Linked DNA regions of Homo sapiens: region 1 is linked to region 2. The links are chromatin contacts, found by Hi-C or POLR2A ChIA-PET in ENCODE. All regions are on one chromosome and are shown on one strand. Each heading gives the region's core, a stretch centred on a gene start or an enhancer-like site at or near the end of the contact. The rest is flanking DNA. Distances are from core to core; before and after follow the strand shown.

Region 1 (3,413 bases), core at 266-2,765, 230 kb after region 2:
AAATGAACCAAACGCAACCAACTCATGAGAATCTACAAAACACTCCCATTGGCGTATAGAATGCACAGCAGTAAGTGGACACATAACAAAGCCAAAATAAAAACGGCCTGGACTGCTTTTATTTGTAAACTTTTTTGTTCACCATGGAAATGCTTTATCTTTGTGGTATCTCCAACATAACTCCACACTGCACCACGAAGCTATAAATTCCAAAGCTAATGGAATTTCCAAGCAAAGGTGCAAGCCTGACACTGCATGAGGGGCCCTCACGCCAGTGCCTCTACTTACGTCACCCTCAGATCTCCACACAGGCACACCTCGGCCACTAGTCTGTACCAGGACACACTAATAACACAGCACACAGTACCACAGCATGCCAATAATGCAGCACCCAGTATCATGGCACGCTAATTACACAGCACCCAGTACCACGGCACACTAATTACACAGCACCCAGTACCACAGCACACCAATAACATAGCACTCAGTACCACAGCACGCCAATAACACAGCACCCAGTACCACGGCACACCAATAACATAGCACCCAGTACCACTGCATGCCAATAACACAGCACCCAGTACCATGGCACCCAATAACACAACACCCAGTACCATGGCACCCAATAACAGCACCCAGTACCACTGCGCCCAGTTACACAGCATGCCAGTACCACACACACCAGCTCCAAGGCACCCAGTACCACAGGATGCCTAAAGAGTAACTGTTTCAACCAGAGTGGGAATATGGAAGACTTCAGGACACATGTCTTCCAGAGAAAAAATACTTTATCCAAGAGGTTTTACAGTGAGGAGAAGAATATTCACAAGCACTCTATTGAGCTGAAGAATATGGGAAGATTTAAGTTGGAAAGTAAAATATTTAATCAAATGAAAAAAACGGCCATTATTAACTCAAAAACAAACACACAAAATTGTACAGGAAAGAAAATGGCCAGGCGTGGTGGCTCACGCCTATAATCCTAGCACTTTGGGAGGCCAAGGCAGGGGGATCACTTGAGGTCAGGAGTTCGAGACCAGCCTGGCCAACATGGTAAAACCTGGTCTCTGCTAAAAATACAAAAATTAGCTGGGTGTGGTGATGCACGCCTGTAATCCCAGCTACTCGGGAGGCCGAGGCAGAAGAATTTCTTGAACCCAGGAGGCGGAGGTTGCAGTAAGCCAAGATGGTGCCATTGCACTCCAGCCTGGGATACAAGAGCAAAACTCCGTCTCAAAAAAGAAAATGATTGACCCACTTGGCTCAGAAGTGAAAGCACCATGCCCTGGTGCATGAACACCTCAGGGTAGGGGTGAGACAGGAGAGCAGCAGAGCTCTCAAAGAGCCAGTGGACACAAGATAGCAGTGAGCACGTTACTCAGAAAAGGCACTAAGGACCGAACCGTGTCGCCCAATTAATATGTGTCAGCCCTGACCATCACGTGGCTGTGCTTGAAGTAAGGAAGTGTTATTGTTAGATGAGAACGCAAACGTGGGGCCCTGACCCAAGAGGGCTGGTTCCCTAAAAGAACAGACACCAGCTGGGCGCGGTGCCTCACACCTGTAATCCCAGCACTTTGGGAGGCCAATGCGGGCAGATCACGAGGTCAGTCCAAGACCAGTCTGGCCAATATGGTGGAACCTCATCTCTACTAAAAATACAAAAATTAGCCAGGTGTGGTGGCGCATGTCTGTAATCCCAGCTACTCAGGAAGCTGAGGCAGGAGAATCATTTGAACCCAGGAGGCGGAGGTTGCAGTGAGCTGAGGTTGCACCACTGCACTCCAGTCTGGGCAACAGAGCAAGACTCCGCCTCAAAAAAAAAAAAAAAAAACAAAACATAAATACAAGAACTTAACCAGGTGTGGGCCAGGCACAGTGGCTCACGCCTGTAATCCCAGCACTTTGGAAGGCCGAGGCTGGTGGATCACAACGTCAGGAGATGGAGACCATGATGGCTAACACGGTGAAACCCCGTCTCTACTAAAAACACAAAAAAATTAGCCGGGCATGGTGGCAGGCGCCTGTAATCCCAGATACTGGGGAGGCTGAGGGAGGAGGAGCTCTTGAGCCTGGGAGGGAGAGGTTGCAGTGAGCTGAGATCACACCACTGCACTCCAGCCTGGGTGACAGAGCAAGACCCCGTCTCAAAAAAAAAAAAAAAAAAAAAAAAAAAAGACACATTTACGTGTATCCTTTTTAAAGAAAAAATGTGCTTTTGAATAGCTGCATATTTTAAAGCTTTTATTCTTTTAATAATATACTTTCTAATTATAAACATGCTGTTATAGGAATTTGGAAAATACAGAAAAACAAAGAAAAAAATTAAAAGCCCACATATCCAACTGTATGAATGCCACTGGGCATTCAAGTCATCCTATTTGCTGGAATATTACAAGCAGCACTCCTTAGGGTTATTTTAAATGTTTGTTTAGGAGCAGACACCAATCCCATAGACTACAGGTGAGCTAGTAAAGATCCAGAGTGGGTCAAAACCAAAAAAAAAAAAAAAAAAAAGCACTGGAGCAACCTCAAAGGAGGCAGGAGGGTGAGTGCCATGAGCAGGGCACAGGACCAAGCAGCCCACTGCAGCTCACAGTGAGGACAGCGCCTGCCAGGACACCCGGACGCCCAGCTACCCGGCCACCTGGCCACCTAGCCAGCTGAGCCAAGAGCTGAGCCCATTTGCCAGCAGATGCTTCAACGGATCACAAAGGAAGCCCGTGGGCCGAGGCTGCAATCCACACAAGCCAGCGTTCAACTCCGGACAGGGCCCAGGGTCCTTGCTGGAGGAGAAGGGGCATGGAATCTGGGCCCTATGGGCACTCAGCCGGGCGTGCGGCCTCTGGGGGCCCCCTGGACGCCACAGCAGTATGGCAGAGCTGTGTGTGTTTTCACAGAGCCCTGTGACCAGTCTCCATCTCTCAGGGAGTGGAGAGACCGAACACCTTCTGGAGCTAATGGGTTCTGAGAGAACCCTGAGTGGTTATTCTCACAGATGTGACACGGGGAAAAACTGAGGTGAAGCTGCTTCCCTCCACACGCACAAGTAGGCAGCGGAGGGGCCCAAGAAAGAGCCAACAGGCGGCCCTCTCTCCCTGACAGCCACCATAGCCCAGCCTGGCCCCCACCTCCGATAACTGCAGGGTACGCTGCTACAAATGACGTCTGCGTTTGACAAGGATGAGCAGAACCGGAGCGTGTGCGTCAATTCAAATCTGTGACACTGGCGCAAAATGTGAGAATGGGCTGGGGTGCCAGGCGGCCAGTCACGGCTAGGGCACAGTTCCAAGAAGGGCCACAGGGGCCCGCAGGGACACTTACCCCAAGCCCTCCAGAAACAGCTGCTGCAGGTCAGCACCAGCACCAGGGCCAGGCACACAGTCTCATCGGCACGTCTGCCACTGGCTGTC
Region 2 (3,263 bases), core at 478-2,977:
AGACAGAGGCTCCCAGAACCTTACCTCTCTTTGGTCAGGGTCTTTGCAGGGTGAAAAACTCGTATCAAACCCTGAGAAATGTCCCAGCCGCTAAGGAATTAAAGATCACACCAGGAGAGATTTGTCCAGGGGATCCAGGTTACTCAACTTGAGTAAGCAATAGTTAGGATCTTGGCATCCGTATGCGACAGGGAAGAAAGGGCAAGCGAGAGGTGGCCCCATGCACTGTGCTGTCACCATCTGGGTCAGAAAGGAGGGCCACTGGAAATAAAAGGTCTATTTTTTTTTTCTTTTTTCTGAGACAAGGTCTCACTGTTGCTCAGGCTGGAGTGCAGTGGCGCCATCTCCGCTCACTGCAGCCTTGATCTCCCAGGCTCAAGACAACCTCCCAAGTAACTGGGACTACAGACGTGCAACATCACGCCTGGGGTGATTTTTTTTTTTTTTTTTTTTTTTTTTTTTGTAGAGACAGGGTCTATGTTGCCTAGGCTGGTCTCAAACTCCTGGGCTCAAGCGATCCTCCCACCTTGGCTTTTCAAAGTGCTAGGATTACAGGCGTGAGCCACCGCACCCACCCAAGGCCTTTCTGTTTCTGTCCTATTTAGGATGCAGCTCAAAGTGGCTGTTGGGACACCACAGAATCAGAATACGGAGGCTCCTATTGTTTCAAATGTAGCTGTCTTTGCTCCATCTAGGAGCACAGTGAGGCCTTATGACATGTGCTGTGGCTCCCAGCACCAGTTTAGGTACTTGGAGTGCAGCAGGGAAGAAAATAACTTGGCTGCTCTGCACGCTGGGGGCTTCACTCAGCGGCATCTAGACAGACACATAATTGGCCGGGCGTGGCGGCTCACGCCTGTAATCCCAAAACCTGGGAGGCCGAGGCAGGCCGATCACTTGAGGTCAGGAGTTCGAGACCAGCCTGGCCAACATGGTGAAACCCTGTCTCTACTAAAAATACAAATATTAGGCCGGGTGCCGTGGCTCACACCTGTAATCCCAGCACTTTGGGAGGCTGAGATGGGCAGATCACCTGAGGTCAGAAGTTTGAGACCAGACTGACCAACAGGGAGAAACCCCGTCTCTATTAAAAGTACAAAATTAGCTGGGCGTGGTGGTGCATGCCTGTAATCCCAGCTACTTGGAAGGCTGAGGCAGGAAAATCACTTGAACCTGGGAGGTAGAGGCGGAGGCGGAGGTTGCACTGAGCTGAGATCGTGCCATTGCACTCCAGCCTGGGCAACAAAAGTGAAACTCCATCTCAAAAAAAAAAAAAAAAATTAGCCAGGTGTGGTGGCAGGTGCCTGTAATCCCAGCTACTTGGTAGGCTGAGGCAGGAGAATCACTTGAACCCAGGAGGCGGAGGTTGCAGTGAGCCGAGATCGCGCCATTGCACTCCAGCCTGGGTGACAGAGCAAGACCCTGTCTCAAAAAAAATTGAAATTAACGTTTAAAAAAAAAGACACCTAATTGTAATCAAATTGTATGGAGCATTAGAAACTGGAGAGAGTTATAGGGAAAGGAACAGGGGCTTGGAACACACCTCATGGAAAGCCAGGAACAAGTTCCAGCTATGGGTATGGAGAAATGAGGGCAGGAGGGTCACATGAAGGTTCTTCTAGTGACTTCCCAGCTTGGTCATCTCTGCTGCCCTCACCGTGTCAGCTGTCCTTGGAGCCGCAGTCATGTGGTCTGGTTTGTACACTGGCATGGGGCCCTCTCCTCTGGCAGAGACACGCCATGTTGGTTCCTCTAACTTCCACGTGGACTTTACTCCATTTTCCCAAGCATCAGCTCACCCACCTGCTGCTTTCTCCCTCAGAGCACTCTGCACTGAGGCTGGTGCTTCTTTATGAACTAACCCAGCTCCCTAGAGCGGTGACAAGTGCTGCCACCAGGAGTGCCCCAAAGGCCATGGCAGACCTGGGCAAATTCCCTGAACATGTCAGAGGGATGACTGCTCTGGAAAGGTGCCGGCCCAACCTCCAGCCTGTAAATCCCCCACAGTAAGAGGGTAAGCCAGGAGCTGCACTGAGGTCTGTTAACAAGGGGAAAGAGAAAGGTTTGTCACTGTTTTTAAGTCTGCAGCTTTAAGACAAGAGCCCTTAGCACAAGCAGGGTTTGGGCCCTGAAAGGTTTCCTGCCGAGCTTGCACTTCTATTTGCAAGGTGTTTAATGGTTTGGTCTGAAAACACTCTGGAGGAAAACACTGTCCTCCTCAAGACTTATCCAGCCCCTCACACAGCTCTGGGCCAGCCAAGAGGGCCCAGCCCAGTCTGTGACAGGAGATAGGTGCCCCAGCCAAAGCCCTGCATCCTGACAATGACTATGCAAAAGGGAATGGCTGGCTTCAAACACACTCTCGCCGTTCATCTCCAAGACAGAAATGTGCACAAGCTTAGTCTAGTCCCCTCAGCTTTTAGCATCTGAGAAAGCATCCATTCCTAACCTTAGAACTAGACAGGACCTGTGAAGCTATCCTGCAAACCTCTGCATCCTCTGGTCCCACGGATGGGCCTGGCTTCCTACCATAAGTAGTGGGATGCTGCATAACCCAAAAGATCTATGTGGGTTCCAAACAGCCTACCTTGAAATTTCAAACGAAAGTTTATATATAGGTGCATTTTTATGGAAATGGGTACTACAACTCAGGATATTCACAGAGGGTCCATGGGACCAACCCTGCTCTCGACAGTTTGCAGTGCAAGGCTCCGCACCAAGTACCACCTACCCAGCCAGACCCTGGACATCACTCCCCACCACAGGTCCTGTTAACTCGGAGAACCATTCAGCAAATCACTTCTTCACACTCCATGGAATCTACACTGCTGTTATTCCCACCCACACATTCCGTCGACCCCTAGCGGATGAGCTGTGCTCCTCCACAGGCTGAGTGTAGGGGCTGTGTTGCAGAAAGTGAAGAGACATCCCTGCCCTCCTGGGAGACACAATTCAATGGTCATATGAATGAGTGACATGCTGTCACTGAGGGCCACTGGGATCCACAGGGAGACACAAGTGCTAGGTATGGCACAAGTGTTGGGGTGGCCTCCTGAGCGATTCACATTCCCAGCCTATATTCACAGATGTTAGGTCCTGCAGGACAGGGCCACCAGGCTATTCAGCCACACCATAACCCTAGCTTTAATTAAAATAGCAACTGGGGACCGGACGTGGTGGCTCACGCCTGTAGTCCTAGCACTTTGGGAGGTCGAGGTTGGCAGATCACGAGGTCAGGAGTTCAAGACCAGGCTGGCCAACAT

What was found. A loop is a pair of places that touch in the nucleus more often than their neighbours do. ChIA-PET counts read pairs that join two places held with the same protein, here RNA polymerase II (POLR2A). Pooled maps may share reads with other maps.
Region 1: POLR2A ChIA-PET joins it to region 2 with 10 read pairs in activated T-cell. The contact joins two enhancer-like sites. A Hi-C loop is called at or near these places in 2 of 50 pooled maps. POLR2A ChIA-PET finds 5 or more read pairs at or near these places in 4 of 52 experiments (HEK293, activated CD4-positive, alpha-beta T cell and activated T-cell).

The regions. Positions count from the first base shown.
Region 1 is chr16:335,001-338,413 of GRCh38, forward strand. All of the region lies in intron 2 of AXIN1 (axin 1), which reads right to left. Among named protein-coding and RNA genes, the nearest start is that of AXIN1, 16 kb to the right of the region's middle. RefSeq lists an enhancer at 1,229-1,523. Within about 2 kb of position 1,516, at least 2 of the 41 ENCODE cell types and tissues checked have a DNase peak (open chromatin) inside an H3K27ac peak, as active enhancers do.
Region 2 is chr16:102,864-106,126 of GRCh38, forward strand. The region is part of intron 7 of NPRL3 (NPR3 like, GATOR1 complex subunit); the gene reads right to left. Among named protein-coding and RNA genes, the nearest start is that of MPG, 26 kb to the left of the region's middle. Within about 2 kb of position 1,728, at least 2 of the 41 ENCODE cell types and tissues checked have a DNase peak (open chromatin) inside an H3K27ac peak, as active enhancers do.